Linked DNA regions of Homo sapiens: region 2 is linked to region 1. The links are chromatin loops, found by intact Hi-C in ENCODE. Cell type or tissue: transverse colon. All regions are shown on one strand.

Region 1 (4,000 bases):
AAATGGGAAATGGGGCTGAGATCTTGGTCTCTTTCAGCCCCTCTGGACACTAAAGTCCTGTCCAGCACTTGTGCCCCCCAACCCTTGTTCTCATGTCCGCCATGTGCTTTCCTCTCCCAGGCTGCCAAGCCAAGCTACACTTTTGTGACTCAGGCCCCTGCAAGAACAGTGGCTTCTGCTCGGAGCGCTGGGGCAGCTTCAGCTGCGACTGCCCTGTGGGCTTCGGCGGCAAAGACTGTCAGCTTAGTAAGTGGGCAGCATGGGGCAGAGGGGCCTGCAGGGTCAGATCTGTTCCTGGGGCAGGGGCTGTAACCCTGTTTCTCTTATCCACTCAGCTATGGCCCATCCCCACCATTTCCGTGGCAACGGCACACTGAGCTGGAACTTTGGAAGTGACATGGCTGTGTCTGTGCCATGGTACCTGGGGCTGGCATTTCGGACACGGGCAACGCAGGGGGTCCTGATGCAAGTGCAGGCTGGGCCACACAGCACGCTCCTTTGCCAGGTGTGTCCACCCTGCTCACCCCTATACCCTCAGTTCTCAGTCTCTTAGGCCGCCACTGACATTCTTGTGGGTTCAGGTTGGTCACACAGCATACTTTTCTGCCAGGTGTCCCAACCACACTTGACCCTGCTCTGGACCCTAGCCCTTGATTCTCTTTCCATCATTATATCCTCTGCAGGTGCAGGGCTCCAGCATAGCTCTCTCTTATGCAAGCTGCACCAACCCACCCACAACACCTGGTCCTATCCTCTGCCCCCTGACCCCATATCAGCAACATGATGTCCCCTGGCACAGTGCCCTTTGTGCCAGGTATAACCTTGACCCCACTGTTCTGACCTCTGATATTCCTGACCTCTGAGCCCTCTGATCTCACCTCCAAGTCCCAGCCCACATGGGGCTCTAACCCCAGGGCTATGCATCTCTGCCCACAGCTAGATCGGGGGTTACTGTCTGTGACAGTGACCAGGGGCTCGGGCCGTGCTTCCCATCTCCTTCTGGACCAGGTGACTGTCAGTGATGGCCGGTGGCACGATCTGCGGCTGGAGTTGCAGGAGGAACCAGGTGGCCGGCGGGGCCACCATGTCCTTATGGTCTCACTGGACTTTAGCCTCTTCCAGGTCTGGCCTCTGACCCCGGGGTAGTCTGTTCTCAGCCTTCCAACCAGATCCGCCTTATTTGACCCCACCTCTAGTCCAGCTCCTCTCAGTTCCCTCCACTGCACTGAGTCTGATGTTCTACCCCTAGTTCCCCACCATATATCCTTGCACTGAGCCCACCCACCAGCCAAGTTGGTCCACTCTCAAGCCCTCTTTGTGCCAGATTTGGGGCCTGGTCTTGGGGAACCTCTGTAGCCAGCACTTTGCCTGATTCCTAGAAGCCCCTTCTAGTCTCTGCCCCAGTCTCTACCCACCCCCGGTCAAAATCAAGCAATATTAAGGTCTACTGTGGGTCCAGGAGGGAGGGGGCAGCCTAGAAGGGCTAGAAGAAGGCCAAGACTGACTCTGGGCTATGACAGGGGTTCATCAGGCCCCTCTCCCTCAGTGCTGACTGCCCCACTTCCTCCAGGACACCATGGCGGTGGGGAGTGAGCTGCAGGGCCTGAAGGTAAAGCAGCTCCACGTGGGAGGCCTGCCCCCCGGCAGTGCAGAGGAGGCTCCTCAGGGTCTGGTTGGCTGCATCCAGGTGGGGGTCAGCATGGGAATGTGATATGGGGCATTAGGGTCAGGGGTCAGAAGTCAGGGGCTCCTTGGGACCTGAAAGGCAGTATTCAAGTGGGGGTTGGTGCGAGGGGGTGAATGACCCAGAGTTGAGAGCTAGGTCAAGCCTTTCTGTGGCATTGGAGGTGGGAGTCTAGCTTGGATTATCAAGGGCCTTTAGGAATCTGTGTCAGAAACAGCACAATTAGGGTCCCACAGGGGTACCAAATTGGGGATATTTTTGAGGCCTGGGTTTTTTGAGGGTATCAGAAGACTGCATGTCAAGGATCATCAGACCGGGTGGCTGGCTCTGCAGTACTTGAGGCTGAGGTGCCTTAACATGGTCTCACCCCTTGCTGGCTGTGTGTCCACAGGGGGTGTGGCTCGGCTCCACACCCTCTGGCTCCCCGGCCCTGCTACCCCCCAGCCACCGAGTGAATGCGGAGCCTGGCTGTGTTGTGACCAACGCCTGTGCCTCTGGGCCCTGCCCACCTCACGCAGACTGCCGGGACCTCTGGCAGACCTTTTCTTGCACCTGCCAGCCAGGTGAGCCTTGAGAGGGTTGGGGGAAGGGTGACCTGGGCAGGCGTTAGGGGCCCATGATGAAGACTGGGGAACCTGAAGGAGGCAGGGACTCGGGACGGGTGCCTGCTTCCTTCCATGCTCTGCGACCAGGATCCTGAGCTTTCTGACCCAATCTGCAGGTTACTACGGCCCAGGCTGTGTGGATGCCTGCCTCCTGAACCCCTGTCAGAACCAGGGATCATGCCGGCACCTGCCAGGAGCCCCCCATGGCTATACCTGTGACTGTGTGGGTGGCTATTTCGGGCACCACTGTGAGCACAGGTAAGAGGCTGGGGCTGAGGCGATGGGGAGACCTGGCAGGGACAGGGAGGGTCACTGGGATACCGTGGAGGCATCTTACCTGGCTCTGCACCCCCAGGATGGACCAGCAGTGCCCACGGGGCTGGTGGGGGAGCCCAACCTGTGGCCCCTGCAACTGTGATGTTCACAAAGGTTTTGATCCCAACTGCAACAAGACAAATGGGCAGTGTCACTGCAAGGTGCGCCTGGCCCCTGACCTTTTAACCCTTCCTTGGACGCAATCTGCAATTCCTGTCCAGCTTGCTGACCTCCGCCACCTGACTTGGGCCCTAACCTCTTGCCTGTGTCCTGTGACCAAGTTGCTGTCTCTCATCCTTTACCCGTGACCCCTCCCTTGGCTTCACGCATGACCCAGGTGTCCTCTGGCCCATGAGCACTGTTCTCTTGACCCTTTATCCTTGATTCCACTCATTCCCCAAGCCCTGACCTCTGACTTCAGGCCCCTGGCCCATCCTCAAACAGGAGTTCCACTACCGACCGCGGGGCAGTGACTCTTGCCTCCCATGTGACTGCTACCCTGTGGGCTCCACCTCGCGCTCATGTGCACCCCACAGCGGGCAGTGCCCCTGTCGCCCAGGAGCCCTTGGCCGCCAGTGCAACAGCTGTGACAGTCCCTTCGCAGAGGTGACAGCCAGCGGCTGCCGGGGTGAGCAGGCTCCACCCAGCTCCACCCATAGAGGGCTGGTTCCAGTGTGCCACCATCACGTGTCAGTGGCACACATGGCTCCTTGGGGACTCTGGAAGCTTCTCCTGAGGGAGACCACTTACACCCAGGGAACCCTACCTTTGCCCCAAGTACTTTGCTGACCTGTCACAGAATCTGACAGGTCAGCTCCTGAGAAGCCAGCAGGAGTGGCGGGCAGTGGGCCTTGTGGGGGGTGGTGGAGGGGCAGTGGGTGTGGCTGTCAACTGCCCTGTACCCTGACTGCCTGGCTCAGCACCTCTTCTCTCTCTAGTGCTCTATGATGCCTGCCCTAAGTCCCTGAGATCTGGTGTGTGGTGGCCCCAGACAAAGTTTGGCGTCCTGGCCACAGTGCCCTGTCCCCGGGGGGCCCTGGGTGAGTATGTGGGGGGAAAGGACATCACTGAGGGTGGGGGTGGGCCTGTACTCTGACTGCTAGAGCCATGTCTTTTCCTAAATTGGGTGGCTTTGTTCCTGCAAAGAGGTGGAAGTGGGGTGGGAGTCCATGTGGGCCCCTCCCTACACCCTCATTGAGCCTCCATCTGTTTCTCTTGGCTTCTGGGCAGGATTGCGGGGTGCAGGTAAGGGGTACGTGTTTGCTCAGGTGCACTGCCCCCTCCCACTACCAGAGCTTTTGCAGACCCCTCCTGCTGCCTGAGGTCCCTGCAGACCCCTCCCTGCTGCCTAAAGTCCCTGCAGGCCCCTTCTGGCTATCTGAGTACCCCAGGGGCC
Region 2 (4,000 bases), 130 kb after region 1:
TTTTCTTTGAGACGGAGTCTCGCTTTGTCACCCAGGCTGGAGTGCAATGGCGTGATCTAGGCTCACTACAACCTCCACCTCCCGGGTTCAGATGATTCTCTTGCCTCTGCCTCCCGAGTAGCTAGGATTACAGGCGCCTGCCACCATGCCCAGCTAATTTTTGTATTTTTAGTAGAGACAGAGTGTCACCATGTTGTCAGGCTGGTCTCGAACTCCTGACCTTAGGTGATCTACCTGCCTCGGCCTCCCAAAGTGCTGGGATTACAGGCGTGAGCTACCATCATGAGCTACCATCTGCGGCCCTAATTTGCTTTTAAAAAGTTTGTTCTGGGGCTGGGTGCGGTGGCTCATGCCTGTAATCCCAGCACTTTGGGAGGCCGAGGTGGGTGGATCACGAGGTCAAGAGATAGAGACCCTCCTGGCTAACATGGTGAAACCCCATCTCTACTAAAAATACAAAAAAATTAGCTGGGCGTAGTGGCGGGCACCTGTAGTCCCAGCTACTTGGGAGGCTGAGGCAGGAGAATGGCATGAACCCGGGAGGCGGAACTTGCAGTGAGCCGAGATCGCACCACTGCACTCCAGCCTGGGCGACAGAGCGAGACCCTGTCTCAAAAAAAAAAAAAAAGTTTGTTGTGAAAAAGTTTATGTGGCCACAGAAGACCTCCCCAGTGACTTTGCTTAACCATTGCCTACCTGCATGAGGGGCTTTTCTACTGATTTTTCTGAACCCCCACAAGGCCCCTTGGTCCTCAGGGCCTGGACTTTATTCTGGGTGCAGGGCAGTGTGAGTCCCCACCCTGCCTCTTGCTATACCAGCAGAGACTTCAGGCAACTTCTTCATCTCTCAGGTCTTAGCTCTTCACCTTTAACACAGGTGCTCTTGGGGGAATGGCTGTGAAGCCCAGTGGCAGCTGATGTCACTCCAGTGTGTGACAATGGCCTCATCCCCCATTGCACTGTGCACCTGGCACACGGTTGACTGGGCCTTATATGGTAGAGTTGGAATGTGGGTGGTTTGGGGGCCCTGAAGACTTTGAGAGTCAGTAACCTCAACTTAGGCCTGCTGTTCCCCCGATCCCTCTCGGTCCTGGGGTTGGGGAGCCTGGGGCCTCTGTGTGGCCCTGTCTGGGCCGTCACATAGATATGCGTGGGTCTGACAGCGTGTCTCATCCTTCCTCCCGGGGCTCCCCAGAGCTGCCTAAAGTGGAAGAACTAGAGTGAGGCTGAGATGGCTGCTCCATTCCACACGCCCAGACCCCCCTCCAAGAGAAGTTTCTAGCATCTGCAGCTCAGCTGCCTTTCAGGAGTGGGGATGGATTTGCATCTTCCCTTTGGCAGGTTGTAAAGTGGAGTCCATATTCCTGAACGTGGCTGCTGTGAACACGCACCGGGACAGGCCTCAGGTAGCAATGGGGTCACTGCTGGGGTAGCGGGGTGTTCCTGATGTGGGGGTGTCCAGACTGCACATCCTCCAGGGCCAGGCCCAGCTGCGGCACCTGCCAGAGGGAGCTTGAGTCTTCTGCCAAGACTGTTGTCCCATCAGCAGGGCGGGGCCCTGGCTCTGGGTGGGGCCTGCATCAGGCCTTCCCAAGGCACCTGCCCTGGGGATGGGGAAATCCCTGACTCTGGGCCACCAGGCTCAGGAGTGCCTGAACTTGGGTGTGGTTGGAGCCCCAGGACTTGAGGAGCCACAGGGCTCCCAAGCAGCAACTTGGAGGTCTAAGTCAAGGGGGCCCTTGGGCTCAGTGAGAATGAGGCTGGAGGCTAAGAATGAGGCTTCTGGCCTTCTGAGGGCAGGTGGGCACTCTTCCCACTCCCCATCCCTGCAGCCGAGGCCTCATGAGCCCCTTTCCTAACCCCAGCACCTTTAAAAATTAAAATGGGATCATGTACTTTTGGGGAAAGGGCCATGCAGATACTGAAGGGGCCTCAGCATGGGGTGGAGACCTTGGTCCAGAAAAGCAGTCACCACCTGTGCTCCCCAAGTGCCTTGTGGAAGGTAGAAGCTCCTCAGAGTGTAGCTCAGAACCACTCTTAGTCCCATGTGGGGTCCCTCCACAATGTTGGCTCCCTCTCCCACTGGGGCCAAGGATAGGACCTACACTTCTGGGAGCCCCGGTCCCAGTTCCTGGAGGCCACTGCACGGAGAAGGCTCTTGGGCCTCAGTCATGCCTCTTGCCATCCATGATGGGGCCTGCTTGGGCTCTGGGTCCCTGCTGAGGATGCACGTCTTGGGCTGGACCAGGACATCTGGCCTTGGACCTCACAGCACAGGTGTGTAGATGTGTCCTGTCCCTTCCCAACACCACTGCCCCCAAGCAGGACCAGTTACCCTGCAGGCCTCTCTTCCCATTGCTCTGATAGTTCGTGCATGTCTTGGCCAAGTTCAGCCCAGGCCCAATTTGGTACCCACAAGTCACAGGGGAACGTACCTCCCAACGGGCATCCTTTGGGCCAAGGAAGGCCCAGATGGCACTGGGCCCCCAGCGCTGACAGAGTGATGGTAAGAGAGGCCCCTGGGTTGGCAGGGTGATGGTAAGAGAGGTCCCTGGGCCTGGCAGCCCTTGGGAGCTGACCCTACCAGTCCATCACCATAGTGTGGCTGGCGGTCATTCTGCCCACTATGGGTGGGTGCTTCTGAGAGGCAAACCGCTACTAACCCCAGGTTCCTGGATGGCTCCCTTCTGGCCCATCCATTGGGGCAGGCTGTGGTGGAAAAGGGGCGCCTCAGGAAGCCTGCCCAGCAGTAAGAATTATACCTGCCCCTACAATTCCAGGGGCCGGTCCTATGAGCCCAGGCTGTGGGCCATGGGGGCCATGTCTCTCTCCCTGAAGATCTGGGCATGTCATGTTGCATGGGGCAGCAGCTCAGGTCATCAGTGACCTGCTCCTGCAGGTGATGGTTCCGGGGCCCACAGCTGGGAGGAGGGGCCACCAGGCTCTGGGGCACATAAGACAGCCTCAGAGAGCTAAGGGAAGTTTCAGATTCCCTATTCCTCAGGCCTGAGACTCCCTGAGCCCGACAGGCCAAGGATGGGACTGAGCTCTGCAGTTTGGTGGGGTCCTTCTATAGCTGAGGGCTTCAGGAGGCCCTGTACCCCAGTTCTGAGGGGACAGACCAGGCTGCAGACCAGGAAATGCCCATAGGCTTCTGGGGCACCTCTGACACCTGCGTGCCAACACTTTAAACTAGGAAGGAGGCACCCCCAGGAGTTGAACCCCTTCCCTGCCCCACAGATGAGGATAAAATCCCCAAGCCAGGGGTTCCTCCTCAATTGACTCAGCCCTGAGATAGGAGGTGGGAGTGGCCTTGCTTTGGGTATTGCCTGACCTGGCTGCAGTGGAGCAGGAAACGAGGTGGCATCCTCCACCGCACCTTTGTTCTATTGTCCATCCACCCGCTATGTGGCACGAAGCTCTTGGCCATGTATTCTTAGGGAAGCTTGTGGTCTAGAGTCTTGCGGCTGTGGCTGCTACAGTGAGAATGTGAAGCCTGATGAACCACAGTGATGAGGACGGCAGACAGCAGGCATCTCATCTATTCCTGCCATGGAGTGAACGCTCTGTGTTTTTATTGTACAGAACGTGGACATCTCAAGACCTCCAGAGGAAGCCCTTGTCACGGTGCCTGCTCACCAGTGACCATGTTCATCCACTGTGACCACTAGGCAGGCACTGCTCTCTGCAGAGGGGGTCATTCCAGGCCCTCCAGTGTGTGTGATAGTCACCATGCCATGCAGGGATATTCTTGAAGCCACACATGGCTGGCGGAACCCAGAGCCCCCACCCCAGCCCACCTGGCTCTTTGTTGACAGTCGGCGACAAGGTTGTGCGTGGCTCCTGACCTGCTGCTAAGAGTCACTTGACCAGACTGCATCTGCATGGGCTGCGCGGAGGTTGCCCAGCCCCAGTTTCTTCCGGCGCAGCTCTTAGGTGTTCACTCTCGCCAGCTCAGTTGGCTTTGTGAAGTGTGAAACCCTACAATGTGAAAGGAAAG

The links. Peaks named below come from ENCODE experiments on the same cell type or tissue, not always from the same donor. Only the 100,000 strongest peaks of a DNase experiment are listed, where the experiment ranks them.
Region 2: it touches region 1 in a loop (36-fold over the local background); 1 of 110 quality-filtered maps calls a loop at or near these places.

Annotation. Positions count from the first base shown.
Region 1 is chr3:48,650,124-48,654,123 of GRCh38, reverse strand. CELSR3 (cadherin EGF LAG seven-pass G-type receptor 3) reads left to right here. Exons shown (of 35, transcript NM_001407.3): 8 at 121-246; 9 at 336-505; 10 at 937-1,122; 11 at 1,571-1,687; 12 at 2,076-2,247; 13 at 2,406-2,547; 14 at 2,645-2,765; 15 at 3,049-3,232; 16 at 3,543-3,644. Among named protein-coding and RNA genes, the nearest start is that of MIR4793, 7.8 kb to the right of the region's middle. In transverse colon, no CTCF peak of the experiment used is centred here; no DNase peak of the experiment used is centred here.
Region 2 is chr3:48,519,392-48,523,391 of GRCh38, reverse strand. It overlaps PFKFB4 (6-phosphofructo-2-kinase/fructose-2,6-biphosphatase 4), which reads left to right. Exons shown (of 14, transcript NM_004567.4): 13 at 1,342-1,406; 14 at 3,586-4,000. The coding sequence ends at 3,645. Among named protein-coding and RNA genes, the nearest start is that of SHISA5, 17 kb to the right of the region's middle. In transverse colon, no CTCF peak of the experiment used is centred here; a DNase peak (open chromatin) is centred at 1,570.